3 separate regions of the Homo sapiens genome follow, and all the other regions are linked to region 3. A link is a contact called in ENCODE Hi-C data. All regions are on one chromosome and are shown on one strand. Each heading gives the region's core, a stretch centred on a gene start or an enhancer-like site at or near the end of the contact. The rest is flanking DNA. Distances are from core to core; before and after follow the strand shown. Region 1 holds the start of TPT1-AS1 (TPT1 antisense RNA 1). Region 2 holds the start of LINC01055 (long intergenic non-protein coding RNA 1055). Region 3 holds the start of FNDC3A (fibronectin type III domain containing 3A).

What was found. A loop is a pair of places that touch in the nucleus more often than their neighbours do. Pooled maps may share reads with other maps.
Region 1: a loop to region 3 is called in a map of B cell, with 10 times the contacts of the local background. The contact joins the promoter of TPT1-AS1 here to the promoter of FNDC3A in region 3. A Hi-C loop is called at or near these places in 2 of 168 maps with a recorded cell type or tissue (B cell and naive thymus-derived CD4-positive, alpha-beta T cell), 1 of 37 single-sample maps with no recorded cell type and 5 of 50 pooled maps.
Region 2: a pooled map shows a loop between it and region 3 (17-fold over the local background). The contact joins the promoter of LINC01055 here to the promoter of FNDC3A in region 3. A Hi-C loop is called at or near these places in 2 of 37 single-sample maps with no recorded cell type and 5 of 50 pooled maps.

The regions. Positions count from the first base shown.
Region 1 is chr13:45,338,426-45,343,342 of GRCh38, reverse strand. TPT1-AS1 (TPT1 antisense RNA 1) reads right to left here and starts at 1,998. Exons shown (of 11, transcript NR_024458.1): 1 at 1,956-1,998. TPT1 (tumor protein, translationally-controlled 1) reads left to right here and starts at 2,160. Exons shown (of 6, transcript NM_003295.4): 1 at 2,160-2,301; 2 at 2,558-2,631; 3 at 3,159-3,349; 4 at 3,741-3,846; 5 at 4,567-4,683. The coding sequence starts at 2,274. It overlaps LOC124903169 (a long non-coding RNA gene), which reads right to left and starts at 1,909. Exons shown (of 2, transcript XR_007063781.1): 1 at 1,713-1,909; 2 at 40-56. RefSeq lists enhancers at 1-721, 2,301-3,090 and silencers at 1,784-1,983, 2,144-2,253, 2,334-2,403.
Region 2 is chr13:45,697,674-45,702,433 of GRCh38, reverse strand. It overlaps LINC01055 (long intergenic non-protein coding RNA 1055), which reads left to right and starts at 1,250. Exons shown (of 4, transcript NR_125786.1): 1 at 1,250-1,407. It overlaps CBY2 (chibby family member 2), which reads right to left and starts at 114. Exons shown (of 3, transcript NM_152719.3): 1 at 1-114. The coding sequence starts at 43. RefSeq lists enhancers at 602-901, 1,352-1,431.
Region 3 is chr13:48,972,774-48,977,383 of GRCh38, reverse strand. It overlaps FNDC3A (fibronectin type III domain containing 3A), which reads right to left and starts at 1,472. Exons shown (of 26, transcript NM_001079673.2): 1 at 1,207-1,472. RefSeq lists enhancers at 438-537, 698-1,317, 1,208-1,507, 1,318-1,937, 2,208-2,267 and silencers at 678-1,157, 1,488-1,757.

The DNA of each region.
Region 1 (4,917 bases), core at 749-3,248, 3.6 Mb after region 3:
TTGAACCCGGGAGTCAGAGGTTGCAGTGAGCCGAGATCATGCCACTGCACTCCAGCCTGGGCAACAGAGCAAGACCCCATCTGGGCGGGGCGGGGTAGAAAATAATTATACTGTAATAATCTGGAAAAAAAATGTTCACACAGTATTAATGTGTGATAATCATCTCATACATTCCAGAAATGAGGTTTGAGAGCCTTCACTGACCATGTGTCATATCCATTTATTTTGGGATCCCTTTCACCCCATTTTTAACTTCCTCCCAGTTGCCCAATGTCCTCTGGAGTTTTCCATCCAAGACCCCCATCTTTTTTTTTCCCTTTCCCCCCTTTTTAGCTTCCTCCCAGTTGCCCAATGTCCTCTGGAGTTTTCCATCCAAGAACTCCAGCTTCTTTTTTTGGGGGTGGGGGAGGACGGGGTTTCACTCTTGTTGCTCAGGCTGGAGTGCAATGGCGCGATCTCGGCTCACTGCAACCTCCGCTTCCCGGGTTCAAGCGATCCTCCTGCCTCAGCCTCCCGAGTAGCCGGGATTACAGGCGCGTGTCGGGATCACACGTGTGAGCCACCACGCCCAGTCCCCCCATCTTCTTAAAGGGGTTAATTTCTTGGCTCTTGCATTTTGACTTTTCCATCATTCCAATTGCCATCCTGTGTCCTGCTCTTTCCCAAGGGTTGCATTCTTACTCTGCTGAATGCTATATTATTGGATTTATGAACAATTGTTAATGTATTATAATTGTCTGATACTTTGATTTACCAGAATGAACACTTCTATAAGTAGGACTGGATCGAACTTGTTCACAATTGGAATCTTGGTGCAAATCCTAGTTCTAAGGGATACAAAGCACAAAATATTTGCGAAATAGAACAAGCTTTCAGACTTCATACTGGCATGTATCTTTGCCTTATGCCAAAGATGTGACGATGTGACTAAATACGGAAGTTTTGTTTTGCTATTGAGCCAAGGTCTTGCTCTGTCATTCAGGCTGGAGCGCAGTGGTGCAATCATAGCTCAGTGTAACCTCCAACTCCCGGGCTCAAGCGATCCTCCCAGCTCAGCCTCCCTAATAGCTGGGATTACAGGCAGGCACCACCGCACCCAATTAATTTTTAATTTGTGTGTGTGTGTGTGTGTGTAGAGACAGGGTTTCAGTAGTTGCCTCCCAAAGTTCTGGGATTACAGGCATGAGCTACCATGCAGGACCTGTTTTGTTTTAATACTTAGTAATTGGGTGTAAAGTCCTTCAAAAAACAGGTGGGGCAGGTGGGAAACTCCCTTTGTGTGACCCTCTAGCACCAGGGATAAAATTTCAACTTCATCTTAAAGCGACAACATACTTTTCCAAGACCAAGTGCGAAATAGTAAAGGGAAGAGCTAGCTCCGTAGCCGTCCGCCACAGAATGCCACAAGCTTTCAATTATGGGACAAAATTGGAACACATGGAAACCCTGTGCAGACTCCCGTGACATCTTCCCTCCTCTCCAAGTCCCTTCCCACAGACCTTGCGCCCCACACGATTATTCCCCAGGGGCCGAGCAGGACGACTTGGGTCCCACTATCCGGACTCAGCGGTGCCCCCACAAAAGCGTCCCAAAAACTCCAGCTGGGGCAGCCCTGGGGCAGATGCTGAAAAGTTGTCAGAGGCCCTCGGGCAGTCCCGAGATCTACCCCAGGCCAGAGGGCCTGACCCTCCCTAAATGCGACGTTCTCCTACCTTGGTTGATACTCACGTTCCCAGAAAAGGGTGGAACCTAGGCTGGACGAGGCGCAGGGCCAAAGTTTAATTCCTCTAAGCTCCACCCAGCTCCCAGCACCTCTCCAGGCGGCCCCGTGGGGTAGGGCGGAGCCGGGTCCAACGTACTCCGCTTCCCCCGCTCCACCCACCCAGGGCTAGGGAGCGCCCCGAGAGTTGGCCTCCTCCCACGCTGCGCGCGCACCTCCCCGCCCCCACCCCTACCCGCTGGCGTGCCCAGTGGAACGGAGCCTTGTGTCTCCGCCTCAAGTCCCCGGATGCTCACCTCCCCGACTCGCCCCCGCTGTGGCCCCGCCCCCGCGCGGCTCTTCGTGCCACGTCACCGCCTGCGTCGCTTCCGGAGGCGCAGCGGGCGATGACGTAGAGGGACGTGCCCTCTATATGAGGTTGGGGAGCGGCTGAGTCGGCCTTTTCCGCCCGCTCCCCCCTCCCCCCGAGCGCCGCTCCGGCTGCACCGCGCTCGCTCCGAGTTTCAGGCTCGTGCTAAGCTAGCGCCGTCGTCGTCTCCCTTCAGTCGCCATCATGATTATCTACCGGGACCTCATCAGCCGTGAGTCCTCACTGCACTATCCTTACTGCCGCACACGGGGGTCTGGGGTGCGGGTGGGGGCGGGGAAGGCGCAGCCGTCGCGGGCCTAGGGGACGCCGGCGGTCTTAGCCGAGCGCGGAGGGGTCGGTGCCCGGGGCTCGCGCCCAGCTCTGGTGTGCTACGGAGGGGCAGATCCCGCGTGCGGCCGCCGGCGCGGGAAATGCGGGAAATGGCGGCGCCAGGCGCACGGTGATGGGCGGCTCTGTGTATCCGGCAGACGATGAGATGTTCTCCGACATCTACAAGATCCGGGAGATCGCGGACGGGTTGTGCCTGGAGGTGGAGGGGAAGGTGAGTCGGTCGGGCCTGCGCGTGGGGGAGTCCGGGCCGAGCGGGCTCGGGTTTCCTCCGCTCCCCCGCCTGAGGTTGTGCAATCCTCCCCGCCGCCTCCTGGCGGAGGAGACGCTCTTTCCGGGCTTGGGTTTTTCTAGAAAACTGGAGGCGGAGCTGATCCTGGAAATAGGCCCGCCGCCTCGGCGCCCATCCTCCTCCCGGGGTTGTCCGGGACATGATGCTTCCGGCTTAGGAGCCTGGAGTCCTTTCGTGTTTGTCCTGTCCCCACTTACCAACCGGAGGCATCACATGCCCGCAACTGGAAACAACTTTTTAATGACCCCATTTTTTGTTCCGGCCAACAGACAACTCTTTTAAGTTAGGTCGTTTTGAGAAATCCACGGGTCACAACTTTATTCCCAAAATGGTGCTTTTTTTATTTTCAGCAAGAACTAAGAATACTTCTTATCCGTGAACTATTGGCGTGGAAGGTGCTTTGGATGCGTTTGTGTCTTTTGCAATTATACTGCTTTTTCTTAATGCAGATGGTCAGTAGGACAGAAGGTAACATTGATGACTCGCTCATTGGTGGAAATGCCTCCGCTGAAGGCCCCGAGGGCGAAGGTACCGAAAGCACAGTAATCACTGGTGTCGATATTGTCATGAACCATCACCTGCAGGAAACAAGTTTCACAAAAGAAGCCTACAAGAAGTACATCAAAGATTACATGAAATCGTAAGTGATACTGGCAGTACCTAGCTGATGTCTAGAATCTTACAGGATTTAAAGATTGGCTAACTTTTGAGGTTCTTTCGCAGTGGGTATACTTTTGTGAAAGTCCTTGCTTTTTTATTAATGAGTTCACGGAAAAGAGTGGTTGCTTTTCTATAATATGAGCATACTGAAGCCTGCAGTCTGTTTCCGTTTAGAATTAGAATAGTATTTTGAAAATAGTCAACAAGAAATGTAAACATTCTTGAAAGATACCTTCTGTGAACTAGTAATTTCTTAACAGCTGGTTGCCTTTTTCAGTGTTTTCTTTTTTTAAGCTTGGATATTTTTTACTTTAAAAATTGATTTTACTGAAAATTCAATACTTCAACCTGTTAATGAAATGTTGTTTTAGAATCAAAGGGAAACTTGAAGAACAGAGACCAGAAAGAGTAAAACCTTTTATGACAGGGGCTGCAGAACAAATCAAGCACATCCTTGCTAATTTCAAAAACTACCAGGTAAATACCTTAAGTATCTGGATCAAAGGATTGTACAATTTTAACTGCAAGAGCAAAAATTAAGTTGATTAATCTTCAATTCTATACTAGTATTCCAGGTGTAGAAAGTGGCTTTCCCAGCTCGCAGGTGTTTCCAAATCTTGTCTTCTGATTGAAAATTTGCTTCCCAGATGACATTTCTCAGTTTTTCTTTTTGTGAATTGCTTAACCACCTAAGTGTTCTTTCAGTTTTTTGCTTACAATTTTAATGTGTCTCATTGCTACTGGTCCTCCTTCTAATGTATCTGAGCTTGTTAATTCTACTTTTGGAAAATGTCAGTGGCTTTCCCTTTCCTCTAATTTTCCAGCTTCATGCATCCCCTGGCCATAAGATACTTCCAGACTGTATGATATATTCTATCACTGTCAGCCTTATGTTCCCTGTGGTTGACTATATAAGCACGCTTTAGGGTTTGGGATTGTATTTAGGATTGAGAGTAAAGGTTTCCTGAAAGCCTAGTGTTCCTGGATTGCTCTGTACGTTATTTTTCTATTTAGGTCACTATTAAGGTGCCTTAATCCAGTGAACAGATGTCTATGATAAGTGAGCATCAGAGCTTTTGGGTACTGAAGTTTTGATTTTTGTGGTGGTCTAAACCTTCCCTTGTACTGTAGTTTGTTTTGAATGGCATGTATTTGTATGTAATAGTCTAATTCTAGGTATTTTGTTTGCTTCCCAAGTTCTTTATTGGTGAAAACATGAATCCAGATGGCATGGTTGCTCTATTGGACTACCGTGAGGATGGTGTGACCCCATATATGATTTTCTTTAAGGATGGTTTAGAAATGGAAAAATGTGTAAGTACAAGGAAGTGGGTTAAAATAAATAATGTAAAAAAGACATTTTAGATGTGATTTGCAATTGTTTTGTGACACTGAGAATGAGTTTTACAGCGTTCTGAAACATGGTTTTAGTTTTCTCTTTGGGGATCAAGAGAATTGTGTTTCATATGTAAAAAATTCTTAGGGTATAAAAAGGCTTAGAATCTTATTTGTGGAAAACGTTGAGTGCAGATGGGGCATAATAAAGTA
Region 2 (4,760 bases), core at 1-2,500, 3.3 Mb after region 3:
GAAGTTGGTCACCAAAACACTCAGAACATTCCAGAGGTGACATCACAAAACAATATGGTGTTTTTCAGGGCTCATGGTTTCTCTCTGAGCATCACAGGTGGGAATGAGGCATCTGACAGGCAGGAAGAGCTTGTGGGTGCTGTGACTACTTGGCTGGTCAGGGTCAGTGTGACACACACAATAGCCCAAACATTAGCCCCCTGTTGGGTCATTCCAGCTGCCATTCGTATTCTCACTGCCAGGCTAAGTTGAGATCCCTATTCTCTCTCCAGAAGTGGCATCTTCTTGGAGTTGGGTCACTCAAGAAGAAAGAAACACAAACTGAACTCTTCCCATACCAAGGGAGAAAGTGTAGTCTGAGGTGTTTTCTGACACTACTCAATTCCTTAATTCTCTGACACCAACTGTGTGCCCTACAATTCAATTTCATCCTGATGCTATCTACCAGAGTTAGTGTTACAGAGCTGAAGCGGCTCACTACCCAATGCAATAGAAGCCAATACTAAAACACTAAGTTCTTTAAAAAAGAAAAACTTGTATATTGAAAGTCAACTCCCAAGGAGACAAGAGTCAAGCTCAAATCTGTCTCTCTGTGCTGACATTAAGGTAGTATTTTTATTAGAAAAGATTCAGGGGGTGGATTCTGAGATTAGTAGGTGATTGGTGGATGGAAATGGGAGGTCTGGAAAGTCCCAAAGAGTAAGAAACCAGTTACTTAATTTTTGAGTTTCAAGATAGCAGATAAGAAAAGAAACTTAAGCCGCTGAAACTCCCTCCACTTGTGAGATCAAGAAAAACCTGGCTGAAACTGGTTGGAACCAAGATGGCTAACTGGAGCTTGCACAGAATAAGCTTGCTGATGTCATAGCCTGAATTTCCACCACGTTTCATACTAACTCTCCCTGAATTTGCCATGCAACTCAGGAGTTAACATGAAGAAATAACTATGCATGCCCAAGGACTTTCCAGACCTCCCTTTTCCTTGCACAAATCACCTACTAATCTCAGAATCCACCCCCTGAACCTTTTCTAATAAAAGTACTGCCTTAATGCCAGCAGAAAGAGACAAATTTGAGCTTGACTCCTGTCTCCTTCAGAGGTGACTTTTAATATAAAGCTTTTCTTTTTTTCAAAAATTTGGTGTCAGTGTTGGCTTCTAGCACATTGGGCAGTGAGCCCCTTTTGCTTGTTAACAAACTAGAACCCCAGGTGAGACGAACAGCCTGTCCAAGGTACTGTTGCCCCTAGTGGTGTGCAGGCCCCCTGCACTGATCCTGAGTGGCCACCTAGACCAGGGTGTCCAGAGGCTCGACTATAGGGTTCCTTCTTCTCCACCATGGCACTTCAGGCTCCCTTGGCACTTCTCTTTTGGGAAAATAAATTGCTTCTGGATTAGACATCTTTCTGGTGAGTACCTTGTTAATATGCCCCTGTACTTTTAATTGTCTTTGAACTCATCATAACGACTGTGGGTTCAAGTCCCACCCTGTGGTTTAGGATTATGGATGAGAGTCCCAACCTTGTCTAGGATTGTGGATTTGAGTCCTACCCAAGGGGGATTCTGGTCAGTTCAGAGTCCCAAATCTGGTGTATGTTTAAGTCCCAAAGAATTAAGGCAATACTAAAAAGCTACAGCCACTAAGATAATCTAGTCTGGTTCTGATTTTTGTTGGTCTGTCTGTATTTTTGGTCTGTGTAGCAATATTTGGCTTAACAGAGGTCAAAGACTGTGATGGCTACAGCAGAAGCCTTATGAGATCTCCAGACTCCTGCACACTCAATTAGAACAAAGCAACTCCATAAACTAGAAAACCTGAAGAAAAATGGCACATGTAAAACATTTTCAGTCAATCCCTCTTTCTTCTTCTGTCCTTAAAGAGTTACCATGTAGTCTTCTAAGTTCTTTGCCTATTTTTCCTTCCTGACTACTCTGAATCTGCTGACTTTTCTGCTGGTGTTGAAATAAAACTTACTGTTCATGGTATTACTAGTTTCAGGTTACTGGCTAAAGAAAAAAAAGGAAAGAGGTCTTTTAAAATCAAAGTGCCCTGGAAACTGCTTTGCTCATCAGGGCAAATAAAATTTAGCCATGTGAACAGATTCCAGTTTTATCAGGAAAATAAGTTTGATCCAACTGTCTTGTTTATGCATATACATGCATTATGTTATATGTTGTGTCTATATGGTACCAAATTAGCTTATAAATAAAAGAGTACTGATAAATTAAATAAATAAGTCCAAATGCTTTCAAGTTCATTTGACTTTAATAATCTTTGGAAAATTAAAAAAAAATTATTGATAAAATAAAAATAGATATGTCTTCAGGATTGTCAGCATGTATTTTTGCCTGTGTTTACTGGTCAGCTGATATGTGCATCTGATAGTTATTTTAAGATGTCCAGGTTTGGCAAAAAGTTATGAAATTACAAACCCGGCCAAAACAGAATAATCTTTGTTTATGTGATTCTTTTGATAAATAAGACTAATTTAATATTGTTGGTTTAATGAAAACAATGAAATCCTCTGATTTATCAGCAAAATATCTGTGTATTTCACTTTAAAGTTCTTGCTTAGGTGAACACCTGATATTCACAAGCTGTAAAATGGTTAACAAGGAAATAACTTAAAATGGTGACTAGCTTTGTCTAATATCTCTATTCTCATAACTAATCTAGATAAACTGTTAAAAACAAATAAATTAGATAAATGTAAATGGGACAAATGTGTGTAAATGAAATTCTTATGTTTTTCAAAATCTTAAAGTTATGATACTTACTATCATACTTTACTTACTGAGCAGCTGGGTCACTTCCAATTAAGAAATGTATAAGGAAATGTTTCTAAAGATTAAAACATGGTTTTAAAATACATGAAATACTTATAATATTTTATCTTAAAATACTGATATATTGCAGACAATTCAAGATTTCTTACTTCCTAGGTTCTTCCCTAAAATCCCTAAAATAAGGATTACTAAGAGTTAATATTGTAACTTATATAAGTAATTGAAACTACTAGATACAAGAGAAACAATTCTATTTGCAGAATGTATACGAAAAATAGGATGTGTTTTTGGTAAACACACAAGAAGACAGGAATATGGTTTTCGTTTAAGGGCAAGTAATTTTGCCTAGTTTAGAGGTTCTAAAGGATTGTTTTAAATTGAAGGAATTAAAAAAGTGTAGATAAAACTAAATAAATATAGAAAGTTGAGAAAGAATGAAAATAAAACAAATTGTAAGAGGTTATAAAAGGTTTATGGAAATCTTACCTTGCAGTCAAAACAAATTGAGATTGAATAGATTTGTTTATAAGGTCTTATTAAAATTAGCTGTAATATTAAAAATGCGCTAATACAAAACTAAAAATTTTGGTTAAAGCAACAAAATTTTTTGAAGTATTGATTTGCTCTCAATGATATTGCAAGAAATATTGAGTTTAAATTCTAAAATTAAAACGTCAGATTTATATCTCAGAAGTTCAACTTTTCCTGCACCTTGTTACATATAAGTTGCAGATCACATTCATTATCTTCTGTTTTTTCCCCCTTGAAAAAAAAATATCTTTTTGCTTGGCTGGAATGATAACTGTCCTCTTCAACTTGTTCATCAACTCTTACAACTTTTTACCCCAGTCCTAATGCTGTTCTTATGGCATAATGCTAAAATATTTATCTTAAAAGTTTAGAAAAGCAATGTTTTCCTCAAATGTAATATAATTTTATACTCTTGGCCTTATGATATGTCTGAATTATTTCATATAACCAGGAAACCTCCCATGTAACTTTCTGTATTACTTTTGAGGTCTTTTGACTGTCATGCTAGTTAAATGAATAACTGTTATTTTTAAATGACCTGTAGCTCTGTTTTGATCAAATGTTTTGAATTTTTAACGTCTTTGGTAGGATTTATTTGGTAAAACTCTATGGGAGACACTATCAAATGCTAAATAATACTAGATCTTCTTTTGGTTATGTTTATGGGTATGCTATTGATATAAATGTTCTAAGAATTACATAAATTTATAAAAATCTCATATGCTATCAGTCATAATTTTGATATGTTAAATCTTTTTAAAAGTTATATTTGTACAGATATATAATTAATACAAATATTCTTAAGATTACATTATTATAAAAATCAGATGGTCTTGATGTGATGCTGTCAGTCATGGTTCTGGTTGTTATCTTAAAATGCTATATATAATAGAAATAACTTAATTTTCTTGACAATTGAGAACTTTTATCAGATTTTAACCATGGCTAAGTTTTTGTAATCCACAGTTATTGTTTTGAATTCTTCTCTAAAAAGCTTTCCAATCAGCTACAACCCAACTTACTTTTCATGGAAAGGACTCTGACAAGTACTCTTAAATACAGATTTCTGATAACTTTGGAGATAATGCCATCAGACTAGGAAAAGTCTTCCAGGACTCTGATTAAAAAGTTACATGAGAATTGCTAACCCAACATCAAACCGAACAAGAATTAGTTACATGGGACTGAACTGAGAGAGGACTAAAAAGATCTTTTATGACATTTTTATTTGAAACATTGATGATCTCTTTATGTTTTGTTTTCCTGTAAACATTTTCCTTTTGAACCATTTTAACTTACAACACATTAGATAAAATATAGTTTTGTGAACAAAAATTTGAGGCATTTACCTTTCTCTCTGATTTCTCCAGAATTTGGAAGCTGTTTGTGAGTATTCTCAATTTATGGCAATATATTATTTGTATTAGTTTTCAATAAAAATCTA
Region 3 (4,610 bases), core at 223-2,722:
TACTGGAGCTGGTAACAGCATGGTGATAAAATATTATAGTAAGAGTTCAACTGTTATTTCATTCCTACAATACAGAAGCATACACACTTTGGTTTCAAGAACTAAAAAACACAGACCACAGTAAGAAGCAAAATAATTACGTTGTTCGGTTTTAAAAACCCATAGTGAACACATAATGATTATACCGCAAAAAGAAAAAAAAAATCTCATCAGCCTGCGACTCTTATTTAATAGATGGTCAGACACAAAGGTGTCCAAAGGAACTTACGTAAAATCTCACAAAAGAAAATCTCGAATTCACAATCTCTAGCACCCCCAGCAAATCATCGCATTCCACCCTCTAAAATATCCCAAGGCTTGTAACGCTAACAGTTGAATAAAAGAACAATTAACGACCACATCCATTAAAACAGTCCCTCTTCTGCTCGCAATCTGACAGCGAAATTATCTGTTCATTTTCCTTTACCTAACACATGACGTCGTTTCCAAAGCCGTGTCAAAAGTTCGAAGATCCAGGTTGTTAAAACCGGGCGAGGACTGCAGCCTCGAGTCCACCTCCCGACTGAACAGGTGGTTAACTCGCCCGGGGAGAGGAACTGCCAGGTACTGGAAGCAGCCACGCAGGATCAAACAGAGGGCGGGTTTTCGAGGTTTTAACCCCAAGATGAGCGGGGAAAACTCTCTTCAGAAAAGCGTTCAAGTTCGGCGGCTGCCGGGCGGCCAAAGCCGAAGGCGCCGCGGGTGCTGGGCGATCCTCTCAGGAGGATTCCGCCCCAGCCCCCGCCCCCGCCCCCGCCCCCGAGCCCTCCGGAGCTACGCGGCTCGCCGCGGGGAGGAGGCGGGGGACAGAGAGAAGGGCCGCCCGCGCACCAGCGCCACCTCCCTCGGGCTAGATGCCGCCTCCTCTTGGGCTGGATGGCGCCCCCGGCCGCGCCCCCGCAAGCGTGTCCTGGCTAGGCTCGGCCCCGGCAGGTGCCCGACTAGTAGACCGGTCCTGTCCCCGGCCCCACTGCCCCTCTGCACCTCTGCCCACAGCGCGCCCACAGAAGGGGGTGGTCCGCGCCCCTCGACGGGGCCGAGCCCTGGAGAGTGCCCCGGCCCTCAGTCCCAGCCTAACGGTTTCCGCGGCGCCTCCTCCGGGGCGGGACGGGGTTGGGACGGCTCGGTGTCCCCCGCCTTTCGCGGAGGGAGTGCCCGCGCTCTCACCTCCGAGTCACGCCGTTCTGAGGCAGAAGGCGGCTCCTCTGGCGCCTCTTCTTAGGGTTCCTGATCGTTGTCTCTCTACCTCAGCTGCAGAGTCAGCTCTCAGGGCCGCCGCGGCCGCCGGCGCGCTGACTGTTGGGGTTGTTTCCTGGCAGTGACGCCGCCGCCTCAGCCCCGCTCTTCGCTCCCTCTCCGCGTAGCTCCCGCTTTCTGTTTCACCCGAGGGACCACGAACGCCGCCGCCGCCATGCTTACTACGGAGCCGGGAGGAGGAGCCCGAAGTCGGCGCGCCGAGTGCGGCTGCGCGGGCCCCGCCGACGGAGCCCGCGGCCGGGACCCCGAACCCCCGCCTCGAGCCCGCCGCGCCGGGGCTCTCTCACCGGAACGCGAGTCCCCGCGGGGCCACCGGCGCGTGGCGGCTGAGCGGCCGCGTTTGGCTCCCGGAGCGCCCACACCCTCTCGGGCTTCCGGCTTTCTCCCGAGGCCCGGCTGCGCCTGGCTTGTGGTAGCATCCGCTGTGGCCAGGCTCGGAGCTACACTCAGGAAAAGTGGAGTTAATGGAGGTTCCTAGAGACACTCACACAATTCTCAATCCACATTTCAAAAGGCTCCCCTGAGACGCACCCTGTCGGCCCCTTTCCGAAAGCACGCGAACTTAAGGCTGGCAGGTGCTTTAAAAGACACTCCTCCCAAGGACTAGGAAGCCTCTGAAATGGGCTTGGAAGTTTCTAATCCCAAAGACTTCGAACCCAGGATCTGGATAGCAAGCAAAAATATTTAGATATTTACTCAGTTGAAAACGTGGGGGGTGGCTTCGTGGTCTCTTCGCCAGCCAAATCGCGTGGAAAACCACGACCTCAATTTTTACAACAGCACGAAGACTTACAAGTGAGCGTAGCAGCGACTTCCTGGAACCTCAAACAATGTGGGACGCTGCAATAATGCCTGAGGGCTTTTGACTTACAGTTGCCGCCGGAGACCTGGGGAGGGGGTAGTACTTGGGCCGGTGAGTCCAGCCTCAGGAACTGTCCTTTCAAAAATGGTGATGGATGTAACAAGTTGCATGTCTGGGCTTTATTTCAGTGTATTAATTGTGCGATCTTTTAAAATAGCTGTATTTTTAAAACTGTTTTACAGAAATCTCTTTAAAATGTGATTATTCTCTATATTCTTAAAGAATACAATGGCTAATTAAATCCTTTGTTGATAACTGACTCTCAAACCGATATCTTGGCCATACGTTTAAGTCCCAGAGGATTGCTGCGGTGTATAGAATCCCTACTTTGGTGCTCTCTTTTTTTCCCTCTTTGGAATGTTCTCATCACCTCTTCTAAAATCCTTCACTGCTTTTCATCTCCTCATCTGCCTCTATCCACTCTGATCCTTCCTCTTATTCTTTCTGCTTTACTGTTTATTTTTCATTCTTCTCTCCTTTCTCGGCTGGTTTTCTCTGCGGCTCCAGGTGAAGATTGATGGGATGTTTATGTCCACAGCCAGCTAATGAGAGGTTTCTTTTCTTCTGGTTGTAAATAGGGCAGTGGTATCTTGAGATATTTTCATTGCTCTTCACTATCAGAAGTTCTTTCCCTGTGAGAGATGTTTCCTTTTCTTAACTTTTGGATTTGGCCCTCTTCGAGACAGCTGGCAAGTTGATCTTGGAATAATTGAAGTATAACTGTATATTGTTTCAAAGTATGAGGATTTTATCAGAGTGTGGGCGAATGGGGTGGCTTCCCCATCTTACTGCCCAACTATGCTTGGTCTGAGACTAAGATAGTGGTTTCCAAACTTACCGCTAAGCTAATACTTTCCTACTCTGCTTCCTACTCAGGAGCTTTTTGAAAATACAGAATCCTGCAATCTACCCCCTCAAGATTCTGATTCCTTTGTCCAGGGAGAGGCCAAGACATGGCACTTTTAAAAACTATATTTAAAAAAATATGTTTGGGACATGCCTACATGTAAAGGCAGAGTAAAGAAGATCAGCTGTTTTTGAAGGAGATTAACACATAATTTAAGAATGTTATTGAAGACCTAGAGATTGTAGTCAATAATATGCAATGCAGTAAGGTGAAGTAAAGTGAAGACCAAGGAATTTATGGCCTTTGGAGAGAAGAAAACCCACACATAAATGACCCTAGCATGTGCACCAGTATGAGTTCTCTGGGAACAGAGAGAGGGTCAAGAAATTATGTTGGCTTTGAACAAGTTCTCTTCTCAATGCTTCACTTTTTTTTTATCAATAAAATGGGAGCCATTTTCAATCCTCATCTTTCTTGGCCTCTCAACAATACTCAACACTTTGACCACTATTCTTTCTTAAACATTTCTTCTTCCTTTGACACTGCATTTTCTTGGTTTTCCTCCTTAGTTTCCTAGGCACTGCTTCTCTGATTCCTTTGCATATTCCTGCTGGTCTCCCTAACTATTAAATATAACAGTACCTTAAAATTCAGTTTTAGATTCTTTTCTGTTTTCATTGTAATCTCTTGGCCTAAGCAGCATCACCCACGCCAATGGCTTTAGTTATCATCTATATGCCAGTGATCTCCACATATATGCCTCCAGCCCAGACCTTTCCTCTAAATTCCAAATCTGATCCACTAGTCAAAGTTTGACCCTACCTCTAAATTCCAAGCTTCACTGACATGGCCACTTAATATCTCAAAGTTGCAAAGTTTAGTCCAACTGAGTTCATGAACACTTGTTTTCCTTATCCCCCATCTCTCTAGTTATTCAAATCAAATATCTAGTAGTCAGTAACCGCTGATGTCTCCCTCACCTCCATTCTTCCATTCTCCATATTTGTTGCAGCACTAACTCCTGGCAATTTTATTTCTAAAATCTAATTGGTCTACTTCTTTCCAATCACCACCAATCTAATTCGATCTCACTGTATACAATCTGGGATCCTCCATTCAGTCTCCATTTTGCAGCCAAAATTATCCTCTAAGAAAGCAAATGAGACTATGTCACTACTCCAAAAATCTCCTTAAACAGTTTCTCATTGCTTTAGGATAAGTCTAGAATTCTTAAGGCAGCCTAAAAGACCATACGAGGTCTGGCCTTACCTGCCTTTTCCAGCCTCATCTCACACCATTTTCACCTTGTTTCCTGGGCAGACTTCCTGGTCTTCTTTTAGTTTCTCAAAAATGCTATGATCCCAACAACCAAAGGCTCTATGTACATGCCATTCTCTCCTTTAGTTATCCTATCTCTTACTCATCCTTCAGGTCTCAGCTTGAAAGCGACATCCTTGGGAAAAACATTTCTGACCTCCCAGATACATTCAAGATACCTTGTTATGTCAGCTCTCTTACCACCATATACCCTCCCCTCTTATGACTTACCACAGCTTGTAACTACATTTTGGTATGTGTAACTACTAGGTTAATGTCTGTTGCTCC